Regions from separate parts of the Mus musculus genome. Here all the other regions are linked to region 3. The links are chromatin contacts, found by Hi-C or POLR2A ChIA-PET in ENCODE. All regions are on one chromosome and are shown on one strand. The core of a region is the stretch at or near the end of the contact, and the rest is flanking DNA. Distances in the headings are between cores, read along the strand shown.

The links. Hi-C counts contacts between places; a loop is a spot of excess contacts on that map. ChIA-PET counts read pairs that join two places held with the same protein, here RNA polymerase II (POLR2A).
Region 1: POLR2A ChIA-PET joins it to region 3 with 31 read pairs in Patski. The contact joins the promoter of Tagln2 here to the promoter of Pigm in region 3. POLR2A ChIA-PET finds 5 or more read pairs at or near these places in 3 of 5 experiments (Patski and embryonic stem cell).
Region 2: POLR2A ChIA-PET joins it to region 3 with 13 read pairs in Patski. The contact joins the promoter of Igsf8 here to the promoter of Pigm in region 3. A Hi-C loop is called at or near these places in 8 of 37 maps with a recorded cell type or tissue (Patski, adrenal gland, left cerebral cortex and 1 more). POLR2A ChIA-PET finds 5 or more read pairs at or near these places in 2 of 5 experiments (Patski and embryonic stem cell).

Annotation. Positions count from the first base shown.
Region 1 is chr1:172,498,961-172,501,925 of GRCm38, reverse strand. It overlaps Tagln2 (transgelin 2), which reads right to left and starts at 1,680. Exons shown (of 5, transcript NM_178598.2): 1 at 1,594-1,680.
Region 2 is chr1:172,310,766-172,313,643 of GRCm38, reverse strand. Igsf8 (immunoglobulin superfamily, member 8) reads right to left here and starts at 1,277. Exons shown (of 7, transcript NM_080419.2): 1 at 1,051-1,277. The coding sequence starts at 1,108.
Region 3 is chr1:172,375,095-172,378,131 of GRCm38, reverse strand. It overlaps Pigm (phosphatidylinositol glycan anchor biosynthesis, class M), which reads right to left and starts at 1,601. Exons shown (of 1, transcript NM_026234.4): 1 at 1-1,601. The coding sequence starts at 1,433. The coding sequence ends at 162.

The DNA.
Region 1 (2,965 bases), core at 431-2,930, 120 kb before region 3:
AGGAGAAGAGGAGGGGGTGGAGGCCGTTGCCATGGCGTCTGTGTACCAAACATGGGAATGGAGGCAGGGTGGGGGCCCCCCCGGGGCAGGAACACCCACTCCACACAGACTTGGGTGGAGGCTCTAGGCGAAGGGGCAAAAGCGATCCCAGCAATTCTCAGGGTATAGCCAGACTGGGGAAGCAGGGAACGGGGAAGGGGCAGCTCTGGAGGACCTGGAGGGCATATGCAGTTTGTGGGTAGAGAATCAAAGAAGACATACCCTGGGTAGGAAAGACTTTTTTTTTTTTTTTTTTTTTTTTTTTTTTGCTTAAAAAGCCCACACCTGGCAATCTCGAAGGACAAAGCCATGGGGTGAACACTGACTAGGGGCCAATCCCCTGGGGACCAGCATAGACACCAAGGGTGTGCAAGGGGATCGCAAGGACAAAGATTATTTGCGGCTTTGGAACGTTAACACCTTGCTCACCCCTCCTTACCTTGGCCCAAAGCCTGAGGTGTACCCTGAGCTACAGGGAAGAGAAAATGGGAGAAGCTTAGAGATGAGCTATCCCTGACTACTGCTCTAGGGAACAAGGAGACCCGTCCAGCCACTGGTCTCCTACACCGCACCTCCACTTGCCATCACCGCTGCTTTTGCTCCACAGATACCACGTATCCCAGAACCTCTCGGATAGGAACACAGGTAGGCCTGCAGAGCCCAAAAAGGAGGTAATCTACTTCCGGTCCAGCCCCTTCGGCCGTCCCCCCCACCCCCACGGCCACACCCTGCCTGGGCCGTTAATGTGGATGAGTCACCCACCGCCCTCCCGCCACTGGGGTGACGCAGGTCTGGGCAGCCCGCCCGCCCGCCCGCGGCCACCACCGGCTTTCCCAGCAGCAGGGGGCACGGGAGGGGGCAGCGGGTCTCAGGCTAGGGTAAGAGAGTTTGGATAGCAGCCAACCCCTACAGACAGGGCACATCCGAGTGCAGTCAGGGCTGCAGCCCGGAGATGTCCGAGGTCAAAGGCGCTCCAGGAGAAGAAGGGGGTTTCACAGAAGACCAGGCTACTGTGCAAATAACTCCCGGAGACCTGTGACCCCGAGTACCCGGACAAACGAACTAGCAGGAGGGGGGCAAAAGGGCGGTCTCGGGGTCACAGAAGGCAGGCAGTACCCACACGTGCTCCTGGACCAGGAAGTGAAAGGGGCGCGCGGTAAATTCATGGACCGGAGCGCGCGCCAGAACCTAGTTCTTGCGGCCACTCAGCAGCCTGCGGACGTCCGACGCCCTCCTTCCTTCTCCCCCCAAAGAGAACTCAACGCTGGAGCAAACGGCTGGGGCTTGGGACCAGACCTCTTGGGTCGGGACGGACGCCCCGTCTTGTGCACCCGTAAAACTTGCCTTGCTTAACTGCTGAACAATGCAGAGAAGGCTTGGGAACCGGACCTGACAGCACGGGGCGGGGCACCCAGTTGGGACCCCAGCGTCCGCCAGTCTTCAACCCCCACGCTCCCAGAAGCAAGTCTCAAGTGTTGGCTTCTTGCTTTCTACAGACCACACACATAATCCCCAACTCCCACCCCGCTGCCTTGGTCCCTCAGTCCTGCTCACCGTCCAAGAGGGCTGGATGAGAGCGCACGCACGACAGGGGCTGCAGCGGCGAGTGGAGCTCAAGACCCGGCCGGGCTTGGAGTTTTCTGGGGGGTCCCGCCTCAGACGGGGCGGACCAGGGGCGGGGCAAGGGCCAAGAGGGTTTAAAGGCGCCGCCGCGTGGAATGCTGGAGCGCTTAAGATAGGTGGTCAGTAGGCAGGAATGAGCCGTAAAGGACCTGCGGAGTCCTTGGCGCCGCTGCAAAAGGTCTCCGCCCAGGGGATCCTCAACCTGCATTCACCAGCCATAGACTTGTATCCTAATAGGAAACTTTCTGCCTAGACTAGCTAGCTCAGGATCGCAGGCCTGTTTCTATGAGAAGCCTACTATTACAAAAAGGCCGGCCTTTTGTAAATTCAGGTCCAGGAAGCGCCTTCCTACAGGATAGAGTAAGGAGTAATAGGTCTGGTGCTTACAGGCTGGGACAGCACCCCCACGTGGTTCTGCTTGCCATTTAACTTCAAGCCCGGGCAAAAAAAAAAAAAGAACAGTGAGGTCACTCCTTGCCCGGGGCCTTGAGGGTGTGGTAGGGCTTGGGACCTGGGATTCAGACCCAGTTCTCTCTCTCCCTTCCATCTCCCATTTAATAAATTGACATTTCTTCTTAGATCTTGGAGGGTTGGAGGCGGGGGCTTAGTGGAGGAAGTTGGCAGGCACTTTTCTACCCCTTAAGAGTGAAGAGCAATAGTTGAGGGGTGTCCAGAACACCTACTTTTTCAGGCTGTAGTTAGCGGAGTTCCCCATTTAAAACCCACCAGTGTTTTTCTTTCTTCACGTTATGGAGTCCCCCGTTGAGCCTGATATTTAAAAGAACAGCAGCCAGTTCCACCCTGACCTTTGACTTCTCTATTCCCCAAAGTCCCGCTCAGACCCACAGAATGTCAAGTTTCAGTCCCCTGTGCCTTTAGGGTGTTCCTCTGCCCGAAAGTGGGTTTCCTTCACTGCCCCGTCACCTGCTCTGCCTGTTACCTGCTTGTGTGGCTTCTGGTCAATTACAAAAGCACCTTTGGCTTTAGTTGCCGTGCCCAGTCTACAAAATAAACTCCGGGCGGTGGACGGGACATGGAAAGAACTCTGAGCAGTCTCCTGTGAGTGTCCCAGGAATCCCCACATGTTTTAAGTATTTACTAAATATTGACTCAAACTGAACTCTTTGTGCCAATGTGATAACCAGCTTACAGCTTTATCACAGTGCGTAGTTGGCCTCAGTGACTAGCGAGAACTCCCCAAGGACAAAGGCATTATCCCAGTGATTTCTCTATTTTCTCATGGCTTCTGGCCTAACAGCAGATCTCTACTAGGCACTCAACAACTTTTTTCTTGAATGACTGT
Region 2 (2,878 bases), core at 28-2,527, 64 kb after region 3:
AAGCCCAAGGAACCATTCTGTACAACACTGCGCAGTTCTGGTATAAACCAGAGAAGGAGGTTGGGGTGCCCCACTATAGTATCTTCTCCATATGCATAACACACACACACACACACACACACACACACACACACACACACGTTCCTTTCAAGGGCTTCAGTCTCCTGGCAACTGCTCCATGCCATATCTTTCCCAGAACACCTCCTACAGGGAGCCCTCCAAGTCAGACCCCAAACATGGTAATGTTAGCAACCTCCACAGGCCTCAACACACACACACTCACACTCACACACACACACCAGACATGACGCAAGGTTGGCCCAGAAAACACACCATCATAAACACCCACCAGGACAGACACTGGGTGCTTAGAGATCCCAGGTTCAGTTTCCATGGAGCCTGGTTTCTCCTGAGGCAGGGATGTTGGGACCAACTGAGTCTGACAACCAGGCAAATATCTGGGAGCGTGGAAGAAGGGCAAAGAGGGAACTGGCCCAGGGTGGAGACACGTGAGGGAAGAAGCCTCAGATGGTGACATGTTATATTGGGAGGTGGGGGTGTTGGGGAGACTTTTTTCAGAGATCGTGGTCAGAATCAGCCCCTGGGCCTCCAGCCAACTCTAGGCAATTATGAAGACCGCCAGGCACTGCCCACGCAGAGCAAACACCCAAAACCAGGCCTTGAGCCGAGAGTGGGGCAGAAGGTTGTCACGGTATTTGGTAGCAACGACCCCAGACGCTGGGTGTAACCGATGAGAAGTGGTGCCTGCCTCCGGAGGCCCGATGGTGTCTCAGGGGATACCTCAGTAGGTCGCCCATATGCCCCAGCTAGGAACCTAGAGCGAGGACACCACCACCCTCCCCATAACTGATTGGGCAGACAGGCGCAAAAGGAAGCGAGACGCCGAGCCCAGAGACAGTGGAGGCACGTCTGTTGGAGAAGTAGGGATGCAACCAGCTCTGAAATGCTAGGAAGGTGGGCTGGTGGGCTGCACGGTGTTAGGCACCTACCCGGCCGGGACAGGGACGCGGCGACCACCACCTGGCTTACCAAGTATTAGCAGCAGCAGCAGGAGCGAACTCAGCGGCGTGGGGCTAGGGACGCCCATTCTGCGTAGGCGGCTCTGAGGAGACTCCTGGGGGCGGCGTGGGCTCTGGGGGGCCAGGGCCGCGGGGGGCGCATGCCCAGGTGGGGGGCAGAAAGCGGAGCAGTGAAGCGTGGGTGCGCAGAGCCCAGCCGAGCGGGAGCCGCCAACTCCCCGCCCTCCACCCTTCTTCCCCTCCTCCCGCCGCTCTTCCCGCCCTCCGCAGCTCGGGAGACCAGTCCCAGCCGCGCCCCGCTGCCCGGCCCCGCCCCCGCCTCGCCCCGCCCCAGGCCGTCGCCTGGGCCAGACTTCGACCCTGATGGTGGCTCCGCCTCTGGCCTCAGGCTGGGCGAACTGGCGGCACCTGGGCTCCTCTACCCCCATTTCCTCGCTCAGAGGGCACCCCGCCCTGCACCTGCCAGCCTTCCAGGGAGAATGGGGTGCTTGCAGGGCCTCTGGGGATGCATGATGGGGTGACTGTGGTTACGCACTCAGAATCCAATTGGGTGATGTGGGCCACTGAGTCTTGGCAGCAAACCCTGCTGATTTATGTAGGCATGGCCTGACCCACGGTTTCCTGGACGTGAAGCGGACCCAAAGGGGCTTCAGAGTCCTGGAAGATCGCTGGAAATCTGTTCTAATACCCGGTCAGAATGCAAAGCGAAAGGGAAGTGGGTTAGCGGTCCAGACTTCCTAGCTGGAAGATCCTTGTTCAGCTCAATGCTTTCAAGCTCACTTCCCCCCCCCCCCCCGCCACGTACGGAACAGAGATTGTAAACACTCGAGGAGTTACGGCGATTATTAGCTGAGATCATGCACATACGTTTCATGCACACGGTAACTATGGGGGTGTTTTGTTTTTGCGTTAAACTGCTTTCTACCAATTGGAGTCTCCAACGAGAGGACGTAACACACCTCTTTGCTGGGGAAGGTGGAGCTAGCCTGGAGGTAGGAAAAAGGAAGAGAAACCTCTTCCCAAAGCCATGTCTCCAACTGTGAAAAAGGCGGAGAGTAGGGTGGGGCCAGGATGGGAAGAAGGGGCGGCTCAGCCTGCAAAACCAGGGCGCGGAAGTGCCCATTAGGGGGAAGTGGCCTAGAACACGTCTAGATCTTCACCTCCATTCCCTACTTGTCCCCTTCACCCCTGCTCCCTCGCTTACTGCTTCCTATTGAGAAAACTGAGGCACAGACAGGAAAAGAGATCCGGGCCAGCGGTGACTTCCTCTTCTCAGAAGTCGTATTCGTGGGGCTGCCAGTGGAAGCCACATTCAGCAACCACAGAGAAACACTGATAGGGAATCTATAGGGAAGTCAGAACTCCAACCCTGGTCGCCCAAGACTGCCTAGCAAGAGGCTAAGGGACCTGCTCCTTGTCACCTGGATATATCCCAAGCCTGGTTTCTTCACACTGTTTCTCTAGAAGCCATGTTGAGCCATGTGAAAACTGCAAGCTACCGGGAGACTTTGGGAGAAAGCATTCTCCCTTTAGCTGGAGGTTGAGTGGATTGAATGACTTTCTGGTACCGGTTTGAAAGTCGGTCATCATCATCATCATCACCATCACCATCACAACATCATGATTATCATCATCATAGCCATTTATGGGATGGTTTCACAATAACACCGCCACCACCTGAAGATATCCTTTCTAAACTTTACAGGTTATTTTACAAGCAAAGTCATTTAACACAAGAGAGACCTGGCCTTTTAAAATAGTTATGTGTCTTGCCCAAGGCCACACAGATTTTAAGGTAACTAAAGTGTTACTTTAAAGCTCAGGTCTGGTGTGCACAC
Region 3 (3,037 bases), core at 352-2,851:
TTCTTGGGCCCCCTTTATATATAAGGCCAACACTGGTTTTAATTTCTATTGGAACAAAGGAACTTTCACTAGAGTGCTTAGAATGTTCAGGGAGGAGAAAAATTCCAAAGCCTCCTAGTCCATACGGCAAAATCAGAATGTTGCAGAAGATCCAGAACACATTAGTCGTATTTGATTCTCTCCGTTAGGCGGTCCTCCTTGTAATGGGAAATAATCTGAATCAGTATGGAACAGTTGATCAGAAGGAAGAACAAACCGGCTAACCAAATAAACAGGAAGGTGTTCTTTCCTTGAAACTCTAGAACATATGCAGGAGCCAGCCATAAGGCCTGTCCTATGAACCAGAACAGTAAGAGGACTACGGCTCTTTTCCAAGGCATCCTCACCAGTGGCATCACCAGAGGCAGAAGGCAGAGATACCAAAGAAAGTACTGAGAGGTGCAGACTTTGTTAAAAGTCACAAAAATGGACGTATGAAGGAAACAGCAGAAGACAAGGTCTCTGTAGTAGGCGAAAGATGCGGCTGACAGCAAGATGAACTGTGGCAGGAACGCCGCAATCCCCAGAGTAAAACTCCACTTGCTCTCGGCAGTCAAATACAGCATATAGAAGTACGGAGAGAAATTATGGCGGATATCCCTCCTAGTTAGGTGATAAAAGTAGGTGTGCTCCAAAAACTCCCAACCGTACTTATAGTAAAAACCGAAGCTCAGGGCAACAAACGTGAGCCCTGCAACTGCTACGAAAAGCAGCACTGCCCAGCTACACAGCCTCCTCAGGAAGTCGTACAAACGAGCCTGGAAAGAGAACCGGGCTTGCCGGAGACGCTCGTCATCGTCGCGCTCGGGCCGCAGATGGAGCGCTATGGGGAGGATGTAGGTCACCGGGTACATCTTCATGTGCACCGCGAAGCCATAGAACACCGCGGCGCACGCGATGAGCCGTTTCTCTATGAAGTACAGGGTCGAGAGAACCAGGGAGGCGACGATGGAGTCCGCGTTGCCCCGGCTGGACACCGCCATGGGCAAAGGGTTGAGAAGCCAGAAGACGCAGTAGCCACAGGCTTGGCGGCGCCCCAGCCCCTTGAGCAGCAGCAGGCGGTACAGGAGGAAGGCGGTGAGGAGATCGCAGCTGATGAAGAGAAACTTGCCGAAGAGTTCGCTGAGGTAGACGTTGGGGGTGAGGAGCCAGCTCAGGAGCGGGGTGTAGCGGTAGGTCGCCCGCAGGTACGGGGAGCGCCCTTCCGTGACGAAGCGCGCGGCGTCCGTGAACACGTGGTAGTCTATGTCGGTGTACCTCACCAGCAGAGTCCGGTCCTGGAAGACACCGTAGAAAACCAGGGCGACCCGGGCCAGGAAGGCCACGCCGAACACCCCGGCGGGCGGCACCCGAAAGTTCAGGATCCATTCCCCCCAGTGCATGGGGTAGCTCATGGTCCGAGTGCGGGCCACCCGCCCGGCCCGGCCCGGCCCCGGGTCCACACTGCGCCCCTCTCGCTAACCGTCCTCGGGCTGACGCCTCTCAGCCGCCGGGAGCATCTCCTCTGCTACAGCACCGACAGGAAGAACCGAGGAATGATCACTTCCGGCACCCCAAGTCCCGCCCCCACGGTACTTCCGGCCTCCAGCCCCGCGCGGGCTCTCAGCTGTCTCCGCGGAACGATTGCCTTCCTCGGGATTGGCTGTCTAGCGTCCGCAGCTTCCTCCGGCGAAGGCGGGATTTCCGGTCCCTTATTGGCGACGCTTCCGCTGTCCGGAAATCCCGGAGTGGCTGAGATGTCGTGGACCTGGGACCTGGGTGAACTTTGTTTTTAGTAACCAGAGCTTCCGCGTTCCCAGCTCAGATCTACGGAGGAGGACGCTGAACACAGTGAGCTGCTACCTGCTGCTACTTACATCCCGCCCAACTGGCTTGGAGGACTGAGAGTGGGAAATACAGATGGAAAGAATAAGCCTAAAATAAAATAGTCTTTTTACCCTGATAAGAAGGTTCCTCCTACCGAAATACGTCTAGATTGTCTCCCCTGGAGTACTGTCAACTCCGTTCTTTTCAAGAACTCTTCAACTAGGTCAAAATCGGCCGTCAACCCACTCCGTTCACCCTACCACTATTAGTTTCTTGCCAAAGACTCCAACTCTTTCATTCTTTTCCTGATTTCTTACTGCACTTATAATTGACTTTTTAAAACTTCATACTCTTTTTTTTTTTTTTTTCTGGTTTTTCGAGACAGGATTTCTCTGTATAGTCCTGGCTGTCTTGGAACTCACTCTGTAGACCAGGCTGGCCTCGAACTCAGAAATTCGCCTGCCTCTGCCTCCCAAGTGGTGGGATTAAAGGCGTGCGCCACCACGCCGGGCCAAGAACTTCATACTTTATTTTACAATGTTTTCAGTTTCAAGTAAATTGTTCGTGAGAGTAGAAAGTATTTCTTTATTTCTTTGTACTTTCTTGTAATGTATTACAGTCTCAGACGCATGGTAACTGACGCAGACTGCCTTGATCTTACAAACTGAGCCTGCCCCTAGGGAATGTCTTCTAGATTACCATAGAAGTGGCTCCATTCGGCCTAGACATCTCTCATCCTACACTTCACATTTATCCTTTGAGTGAGCCGTATTAACCTCTAGTCATAGTCTGGTATGTCTGTGCTTTGATGTAATTACATGGTGTAGATTAATAACTACCTCTATTGGTTTTTTACTATGCATTGCCCATAATATACTGTGATAACACATTACCATTCAAATAACCTTATAACTAAATTGTAGGGTTCTTGAGAGTAGAAAGTATGTATTTCTTTGTACTTCCTTGCATTACAGTTGCAGGCACATGGTAACTGACACAGACTGTCTGGCTTGATCTTAGAAGTCGAGCCTGTCAAGAGTTATTTGAATGATACTGTGTTATCACAGTATACGTGGCCTAAATTATCATAATTGTTATTTGTTAAGGACTTATTCCCAGTTGTCAGACATACTAACTACTTTTTAATGTAAAGTAGATATCCCTATCTGTATCAATGAGCAAAATCAGGATT